Linked DNA regions of Homo sapiens: region 1 is linked to region 2. A link is a contact called in ENCODE Hi-C or POLR2A ChIA-PET data. All regions are on one chromosome and are shown on one strand. The core of a region is the stretch at or near the end of the contact, and the rest is flanking DNA. Distances in the headings are between cores, read along the strand shown. Region 1 holds the start of OMA1 (OMA1 zinc metallopeptidase). Region 2 holds the start of ATG4C (autophagy related 4C cysteine peptidase).

Evidence for each region. A loop is a pair of places that touch in the nucleus more often than their neighbours do. ChIA-PET counts read pairs that join two places held with the same protein, here RNA polymerase II (POLR2A). Pooled maps may share reads with other maps.
Region 1: a loop to region 2 is called in a map of B cell, with 12 times the contacts of the local background. The contact joins the promoter of OMA1 here to the promoter of ATG4C in region 2. A Hi-C loop is called at or near these places in 4 of 168 maps with a recorded cell type or tissue (B cell, CD8-positive, alpha-beta T cell and naive thymus-derived CD4-positive, alpha-beta T cell) and 10 of 50 pooled maps. POLR2A ChIA-PET finds 5 or more read pairs at or near these places in 1 of 52 experiments (CD4-positive, alpha-beta memory T cell).

What each region holds. Positions count from the first base shown.
Region 1 is chr1:58,545,055-58,549,862 of GRCh38, forward strand. OMA1 (OMA1 zinc metallopeptidase) reads right to left here and starts at 1,672. Exons shown (of 9, transcript NM_145243.5): 1 at 1,649-1,672. It also overlaps a transcript of DAB1 not described here. RefSeq lists enhancers at 1,081-1,707, 1,921-2,110 and silencers at 1,321-1,410, 1,421-1,520.
Region 2 is chr1:62,780,515-62,785,444 of GRCh38, forward strand. It overlaps ATG4C (autophagy related 4C cysteine peptidase), which reads left to right and starts at 3,618. Exons shown (of 11, transcript NM_032852.4): 1 at 3,618-3,759. RefSeq lists enhancers at 3,319-3,368, 3,469-3,528, 3,649-3,828 and a silencer at 3,804-4,098.

The sequences.
Region 1 (4,808 bases), core at 422-2,921, 4.2 Mb before region 2:
TTCCACAAACTCCTTCATATGGCGAACCAGGCCCTCCTACTACTTCTCCAGGCACCTTCCCCAACCCTCCTTCACCCATTCCTAAATTCCAAACTCCCTGATTTACTTACACCCCACAGAAAAAGAAAGCTCTCATCTCTATGTCTATGCACATCTATTCACACTGCTTAGCTCTGCACATGACAAGCAAACTCCTTCTCATTTCTCATGACTTGTGTAAAAATTTTAAAAGAATCCTATTGACACAGAAGGTATAAGCAAAAGCCCCAACACTACGCATATATAATTAAAACCATTATCATTTCTATCACTGACAACCAAGTGTCGTTTTGAATAGAAACAGTGCCTGATATTTTGTAATACCCGGTTTATCCTGAAGAAAGGGTAAAGAATGAGGGAAGAAATCTATTCATGCATTTTCAAGGAGCCAATCACTAGACTACAGAGCACATAAGAAAAAAAAAAATCAGGGCTGACATATTCTCTTCAAAGAGCTGTGGCAGGTCAACAAACATAGCTGGCAGACTTCTAGGATAACAAAATTAATGATGTGAGAAAATTAAACAATTTGGATTGTTAGCCTCTACGAACATTTCAGATCCTTAATTCTTTAAGTACCATCTCCGAATGAGCAAGTGCAGCACTCACTGGCACTCACAGCTGAAGCCTGGAAGACAGTTTTAACAACTCTTGCTGAAAATGACTATTTCTTCTCTAGTTTCTATGGAAACAGCTGTCAGATTGGCAAAAATAGGACATGTACTTTAAAATAATCATTCAAGCAAAGTACACACATGATGGAAGGCTTTAAAAAAGAATTGGACGGCAGCAGACTTGGTTCTTAAGCTTCCAAATGTCAGACTACACCCCTTCACCCCGGCTGAGAATGACGGAGATGAACCTAAATCCTTTTAGCGAGGGTTGCACGACCTTGATCAACGCCTGAATGCCAAATAAGGGATTTTCATCTCCCTGGACTACAATTTCTTGTTGAGGATTGCACGGCACAATAAAACTGTTGCTCCACACACAGGCGACATTTAAACAGTATACAGTGAGTTCTGTAGACGAGTTTACGAGGAAATTGTTAAAACTCCCCGGAACTGCTTAGACGGGGAATGTTCTGGTTTGCCCTGCCGAGTTTAGGCTGGAAAACGTGTTCAGTTTCTCCTGAAGAGGGAAGGGGTGAAAGAGACGAATGCCCGACGCGCCGGGAGGCGGTCCCCTCTGGCAGAGGTGCCGGGTGAGGAGCCCGAAGCCCCGCGGGTGAGAAACCCTGCTCTGAAAGCGGAGCCGCGGATAAGGGCGGGCTGAGGGGGAGGGCAGGCGGCCCACGAAAGTACTGCCACGGGGCAGACACACGGGGTCACCGGCGTGCCCCGGGCAAGGCTAGGGGAGAACCGGGCTCCCCCAGGACAGATCCCCTCCGTCTCCCGCCCCGGCGCCCCCCGCCCCTCCCCTCCACGCAGCCTTATCGCCCACCCACGCCTCCTCCCGTACCCCCATCCCCAAGGATCCCCACTCCTTGCCCGGGCGCCCCCGCAGGCGCTCTGCGCTCCGCCCCCTCCCCACTGCCGCACTCTGCCTCCTCCCCTGGGCACGATCCTACTCGGAAAAGCTGGGGAAAAGCGTCACCGTGAGGACTGACTCAAGCAGAAGCGAAAGCGGTGACACCGCAGACCCGACCTATGCGCAGGCGCGCACCCGCACTTCCTGCCCGCCATACCGGCCGGGGCGCCCTTCGCTCCGCCCACACCCGGCAGTCAATACAGCCGCCCAGAGTCGTTCTCCCAGCTGCCCCGGGCCCCGCGGAGACTGTGGCGCTCTAGCGCCTCCGTGTGGCTTAAGGCGGGACATGGCCCTGGGCTGGGCTGCTTGCCTAGGAACAACTTTCTCCCGTCTTTGGTGAGTTGGGTCCTCTAAAGAATGATCCACGCAAGGCTGTGTCCGTTGTAGTCTCTACGGCAGTACCGGCCAAAAGGGAAGAGACTCGAAGACTGCCAAAAGACGAAGGCTTCCTGGTTCTGAATCTGCATTCATAGAAATAGTCTTTGGAGTATGGGAACAGTGCTTTCATATGATTTTTGGAGGGACGCATTTTAAGAAAGATGAAGTATAATCTTAAGTGTCTGGAGGTTAAAGTAGCTGGCTCCAAAATTATGTGTATAGTATGTTTCATTCATTTCACCAAAACATATTTCTTGAGCATCAACTACATTTTAAGTGCCAAGGATGTAGCAGTGAACAAGACAGACCTGAATTTCGTGAACTTTATATCACAGTGAGGAAAGACAGGCGATTAAAAAAAAGTGTACAAATAAACACAAATAAATAAAAGTGTACAAATAAGCCAGTACAAATAAACACTGGATTGTGATGGATGAGTAGTGAGGTCTCATATTAGTTTATTATGTTTACACTCTGTGCACAATGAAAACATCTCAAAGGACATAAACACTATGTCAAAGGACATAAACACTATGAACAATTTTAGGTATCTCTTTTGGAAAATGTGTAAGTTACTGTTTCGTTTATCTTATGTGTATTTTATGATTTGCCTTTTACTTTGAAAGGGATATCCTGGAAAACCCCTGACAACTGGACCCCTAAAAACTGAAGTAGGAGGTCCTTCAGTCTTCGTAGGGTTTATCTCCCAAACTCTGGAGTGCACATGTCTTACCAAAGTTTCCAGCATGCTAGCCACCTCTTGCTCATCTTGCCTGGTTAGCATAATGTCATTGGTGAAATAGATGGGTGTGATGTTCTCTGGAATTTCCAGTTGATCCAGCTCCTTTTGGACTGCGCAGAGCCATTATGTCATTATCCTGGGTCCACCTGATTTCCAAAGGGGCCAGACTGGCAAGTTAAGTAGAGATATGGCAGGGATGACCAACCACTCTTGTATATTTCAGGTCTTTAATTATGACATTAATCTCCACCATCATCTCACTATCCCCTCAGATGAAATATCGGTTTTGATTTATTATCTTCACTTGGAAAGAAGGACAGCTTCAGAGGCTTCCCATTGGCTTTCCCCACCATGATAACTCAAGACCAAGGACCCTGAGCTTCTTACCAATGTGGAGATTGCTCCAGCTGCCCAATATGTACTCCCAATTATGCACTCAGGAACTAAGAAAATGACTACTGGATGGGTCAGTGTATTCCTGGACCCACTGTAAGCTGGACATTATCCAGGACTCTGCTTATTACCTGATCCCCATAAGCCCCCACACTTAGAGAGGAGCCATGTGTGTTACATACTTTGGGTAACACCTGTGAAATGTCTGGGTATTCCTCTTTCCTCAACATAAAATCAGTCAAGAAAATGGCCGTGGGACACAGACCAAAGAGTAATCATTAATTACAGTAAATATTTGTTTCAGTATTGCAGGATTCTTCTTTATAGGGACCCAACAACCTCTTAAGTCAACAGATTCTGTGGTCTCAGTGTGAAGATAGGCTCAGGTCTGAGACTTGAGCAATGAGCAGTGCCTTTTATTAAGCAACTACTCCCTGCATAGGATAAATAGCTTCTTGTCTTCCTCCAGTTGTAGATGTTAGGCAACACTCTTGTTGGCTGCCCGTCTGTTTTTCCCCTAGGGAGACCTTATGCTATTAAAGCCCTCCACAACCTCCTGTGGATCAAGCCCCCTTGGCTGCTCCTCTGCCCTTGGCAGATGTTACAGTAATTACATCTTCTGGTGTCCTCATGGTTAAAGCCACCACCTGGCTTCTACTACTTCAGGATCCTGTTATCCCAATGGATATTATCAAGCCCAGCCCTGTGATTGCCTCTCCTACCGTCAGCCCTTCCCTCCAGAGGAGAGCCTTCTCTGAACTTCTTAGTGATGCTAGTGCCCCTCACGCCAGTGCATTCCCCATGGCCATAGAATATGATGCATCCTCTGGGCCTCCCATGGAACATTCCCCTCTGTCTGCCTTCGGGCTCTACACACAAAAAAAATTCTTTCAGGCAAGTCCACTTCCCTCAGCTCCTCTGTCCTTCTACCATTTGCAAGGGCAATTCGGGCATTCCTGCTTTACTCTGCATGCACTATGGCTTTCTCTCAGCTTCTAATAGTCACCTAGCAGTGAGTTTACCCATCTTCTACAGTCCCAAGTCCCAAGAAAGTGCCCCCAAGACAATGAATTTTTATTTAGCCAGGCTTGTTCTGGAATAGGAATTAAAAGAAATTAAAGAATGTGTAAACAGAAACTCAGTTCTATGTAAGAAAACCCACCTCCCCCCGAGAAAGAGAAAGAGCTGGAGTCCTTTAAATATTAACTGCCTGTTTTTCTGTGGCTAGTGAGCCTTATCTCTCCCTTTCCCAGGCATTGTAAAGACCCTGTTTCTTTAGCTGTGCGCTGCAAGGTCACTAGACAGATAAACTCAAGCCATTAAGACACGTTTTTCCTTGAAAAGTAAGAAATGATGTAATGCATGCCTCAATTAATTAAATAACTGTCTTTGTTTCTTGCTTCTGTAACATGCTTCTCCCTGCACAGATCTCCCCCAACCCCATAAAATGCTTAAAAGGTAACTTGACTCTTTGTTCGGGGCTCAGTCCTTTGGATGTTAATCCGACTGGGCCGGTGCACCTAAATAATAAATCCTCCTCAACCTCTTGGTATCTCTGATTCCTTATCAATCCCGCCACAGTTCCTGCCCACTTTGATCAAGCACCTTCAGAAATCCCATTCCAGGGGTCCTCTCCTGGCTCCTGCTGGTACACGCTAGGTAGTTCCTTTAGCTCCTACATTATGCAGTCTTCCTCCCCACACCTTTACAGGCCCAACACACAGGC
Region 2 (4,930 bases), core at 2,368-4,867:
TTAGAATGGTTGGTATACTTTCAAAGTATATGCCTGGAATACGATGACATTTTAGAAAGGGCTTGACTCTTAAGATAAATGTTACCTATATATTATAAATGTGTTTTTTATATATAAGTACACACACACACACACGTATACACAAGTACGCACACACATATACTAAGCAGTGTGTGTGTGTGTGTGTGTATGTAAATTGTTGCTTTCATGATTATTGAATGTGACATTCTGATTATTCTGGTTTTAATAGTTATTTTATTATACAACCTGAATTACTAATTAAAAAAATAAAGCACAAGAGTTAGAAACAGCTTACATTAAAACTACGCAGTATTCATGAAAAGGCAGTTTCGGGGCCTCGGTCATCACTGTGAATTTTTTTTTTTTTTGAGACAGAGTCATGCTCTGTCGCCCAGGCTGGAGTGCAGTGGTGTAATCTTGGATCACTGCAACCTCTGCCTCCCGGGTTCAAGCAATTCCCCTGCCTCAGTCTCCCGAGTAGCTGGGACTACAGGCGCACGCCACCACGCCTGGCTAATTTTTCTTGTATTTTTAGTAGAGACGGAGTTTCACCATGTTGTCCAGGCTGGTCTTGAACTCCTGATCTCAAGTGATCCACCCGCCTTGGACTCCCAAAGTACTGAGGTTACAGGCATGAGCTACTGCACCCAGCCTAGTCATCACTGTGAACTTCCACAAACACTCATTGAGAGCCAGTTACTCTGCACAAAGTACTGTGCATAGAGCTGGGAGGGGCACAGATGTTTAAGATGCGGATCCTGCCTTTAAGAAGGTATATTAGCTATTATAAGTTTCAATTAACCAAATGTGTGATGATTATTAAAAGTCAGTGTTACACATATTTACTTTGTTTTCTATTCTGATAAAGCTCATGTATGCTTTTAATTTCCCTTTAAATCTTAACTAATTTCCAAAACTATCAGTGTTTCATAAACAGCTTATAGTGCCCAGACAGAGAGCCTTGCCCTTAGTAGCACTCATCCTATTTTTGTTGAACTAAAACGAACAGCTTCTTCAGTTTTAACTCTTGCATGGTTGGCAATTGGCTGAATTGGAATGTGAAGACACATTTAGAGGAGAGAATGTTCTGTCTGAGTGCTGCAGCTGTAAGAATCTCTTCAAAAAACATAAAGTCTATTACATAAATTATGTACTCTTTAAACTCCCATGTTCATTTACACAATTGATCATGGAAACGACTTTAGAAATATGTGTATCAAATATTTAGCATATTTTTAAAGCTTCCTTAATAACATCACTAATAAGTGGATGCAATTTTGTGTTTATTTACGGCAAACACCTATGAATATCAGATAACCTAATTATAGTTTATCAACATTACCTTTGAATCATTCCAATGGAAATGTCCTCTCTCACTGCATTCATATTGTTTTGGTGCATGAGCATGGAAAACAGCAGATTATTTTCCATGATCATAGATTTTAAATATTTACTTGCTAGCGCTGCATAATTTAACGCACTAGAGTTGGAAAGCAGTTTGTATGACAGCTGATGCCATGTCAGTGTTGCAGAATATAGTTTCCTCCTGTGATTTCTGTGTGAAGTTGTAAAAAGGAAAGGTACTCTACTCCTTTTTTTCTAACCAATTAAAATTTGTTGTGGCAAATCTACAGAAAACCCAAGTCTGTAGTATACACACAATTTACTTTTGTATATATAGTTATTTTAAGAATCCAAGCATTGTTTCTCATGGCCTGTTAATGCACAATACCAAAAATAAAATACATGCATTCTTGTAATCCAGGTCTTTATGAAAGTTACAAAAAGGCATCTAAACAGCTTGTTAGATGCATGCTCTCTCTCCTAAAAAAAATCAAAACAGAGTTTGGGGATTTCGAAACAGGAAACCACAAGCTATGGAATCATGCAAGAAAACTACTTTGCTCACTCTAATAAGTGTGCCATTTGTGATCTTATCATATCCTTTGTTTGTTGTTTTGTTATTTAGCTGTCCAAGTACATGAATAAAAAATAAATAGATCCAGCTACCTGTTTCTGTGAGAATAAAAAAAAATTTAAACCACCAAATCCACTAAAAAATTGAAAAAATTTCAAGTTTAATTTTGAACTTTTCAACTCTTCATTCTTGAAGGTTTTCATTCCCATGTGGTTTCATAGTCCGGTGGCATAGACTTCATATTTTATTTTTAGTTTTTAGTATAATTTCCTATGTAATTCAGAAGCATGTCTGGTAGTCCTTGCTCCAACAAAATCTGCGGTACTGTAAAACGGCATAGGATTACATTTTACAGTAACAGTATTTCTCTTGACATCATTTAGGAGTGAAGATAAAAATTTCCACTTATTTATTTATTTATTTATTTATTTTTACTTTTTTGAGACAGGGTCTTGCTCTGTCGCCCAGGCTGGAGTGCAGAGGCACAATCTTGGCTCACTGAAAACTCCGCCTCCCGAGTTCAAGCGATTCTCCCGCCTCAGCCTCCTGAGTAGTTGGGACTACAGGCGCGCGCCACCGCACCCGGCTAATTTTTTATATTTTTAGTAGAGACGGGATTTCACCATGTTGGCCAGGCTGGTCTGGAACTCCTGGGCTCAAGTGATCCGCCCGCCTCGGCCTCCCAAAATGCTGGGATTACAGGCGTCAGCCGCCGCGCCTGGCCAAAAATTTCCACGTTATAAAAAGCATCTTCGGACCGTCCTTTTTTCTTTCTTTCTTTTTCTTTTCCTTCTTTTTTTTTTTTTTTTCCCCACAAAGCCTCGCTCTGTCGCCCAGGCTGGAGTGCAGTGGCGCGATCTCTGCTCACTGCAACCTTTGCCTCCCGGGTTCAAGCAATTCTCCTGCCTCAGGCTCCCGAGTAGCTGGAATTACAGGCGCCCGCCGCCACGCCCGGCTAATTTTTTAATTTTTTAACAGAGACGGGCTTTCACCATGTTGGCCAGGTTGGTCTCGAACTCCCAACCTCAAGCGATCCACCCGCCTCGGCCTCCCAAAGTGCTGGGATTACAGACGCGAACCACCGCGCCCGACTGTCCTGTGTTTTAATGCTTGAAAATAATCTGAATATGGAAAATGAGTGCACATATCCCTTGATGTTTTATAAATAACCTACAGTCCTAATAATGGCTTGGCTTAGAGTTCCTTCACAACAGGAAAAGAAGGCATCCTGGCTTTTTTTTTTTTTTTTTTTTTAAATCAAAGTGAGGCTTGGGTTGGCTCTATCTTGGTCCTGAGTGCGAGGAAGGAGGGCCGCAATGCATGCTGGATCTTGCAGTTCCTACGCCAGAGGCAAGGGCGTGATGCTGCATGGCCTGCTGGTAGTTGAAGTCCAAGTGCTCGAGAGGAATTTATGGCAGCCGTAATGTGGTTTGTCTATCAGAGAGACAATGCTCACAGACGGATACTTTCTCTTGGTTCTGCGCTTGCTGCATTGGTGGATTAGCGGCTTGGGGTGGCGAACAGGTGGGAAAAAGGGATGGATAAAGTAAGCATAGCAGAGGCCTTTACGCCGCTGCTATCGCTACTGCCAATCGCAAGGCTTTCGTATCCCGGAAGTGGCTGATCTGTTGGATTTGACGCGGAGGCGGTTCCTCTTACTACGGTGGCCGGGGTGCTCAAAGTACCTGTAGCTGCGGCGCTGAGGTCGGAACGTCTGCGTGTGTGCGGGCTGGTTTTGTGGCGGCTGCTGCTAGAGCTGGAGCATTTGCCGGGTTGGTGGCTCCTGCACATTTTTACAGTTCTCCAGTCCTTCTCTTTCGGTGAGGGATCGGCTTGAGGCTAAAGGAGTCAAGAAGTTTGGGACTTAGCGTCTCTGGTCCCCGAATGACTGGGTTTCTTGCGGGGGTCCGCCTTCAGTGAAGACCCTGTGGCCAACCATCTGGGTTCTCTGAGGGTTTTGGCGCCTTCCTTGTCTCTCCTTTCTAGTGTCATTTGTCTTCTAACTCTTCCTCGCTTTGTCCTGGGTTGCAGAGATAAACCGTAAGCCTAACTGTGGGCAGCTGTTCCTCCTTTCCTTGTGGTTTTCTTAGATGTTGCAGGCAAGACTCTTTCCCCTGATCTATCGCATCCATTTGACCCCTCCTCATGCCAGTGCTCTGTCGGCCCTGTTTTTCCTCGTTTAAAAAATAAAAAAAGGGAAATAATAATAATAACTGGATCCCCACTGTCTCTCTGTTCTCATTCCTAGCCTCTTTCTCCCTTTTTGGTGTTTGTTACTGCTTCAAGCCATAACACACTGCCTTGCATATATTAATGCCTTTCCATCTAAATATTAACGTTCATTCACTTCATTTGGTTCCCGCTCACCGTGAACTCTCCCAACCCTACCCACATCTAAGGGCTTTTGAGGTTGGAGGTGTAGAATAAATTCTTACATATGATGACTATATTCATATATGAGAACCTTCAGCGGTCAACTCAGCATCACTGCTTATTGAGTTTATATTTCTTGTGATTTCTTTGGCTTACCTTTTCGTTTTGTATTGGTTATTTACCCACATGGGGCTCACTGCTACCCTATAGTTACAGAAGAATACCTCGTCTTACATCTTTTTATATCCGAATTACTTAGGAGTTTTCTTATGTTTTCCTGCTCGGACCATATGTCCCCGGTGGGTTTTTGGCAATGATTTTGTGTCAGTTGATGGCAGAAAGAGACAAGGGAATGATCTTCTTGCTTGCTTGTGACTTGTAATTAGATTATGAGCCATTGAGAATACCCAGAGGGAGTGGAAAGGCTTTGAAAGGTAAAGTCTATGTATTTTCTGAGTTTCAAATTGATAAAGCTTCTTCTTTGAACAGGAAGAGTTTCTATTTAGTCCAATAATCTGAGGCTATATTGAATTACCAGTTCATTCGCTATAAAATTTTTAGAACCACATGTCAAAAAGTGGCCCATCTAAAGAATTGTATAATTTAGCAAAAAGTCAT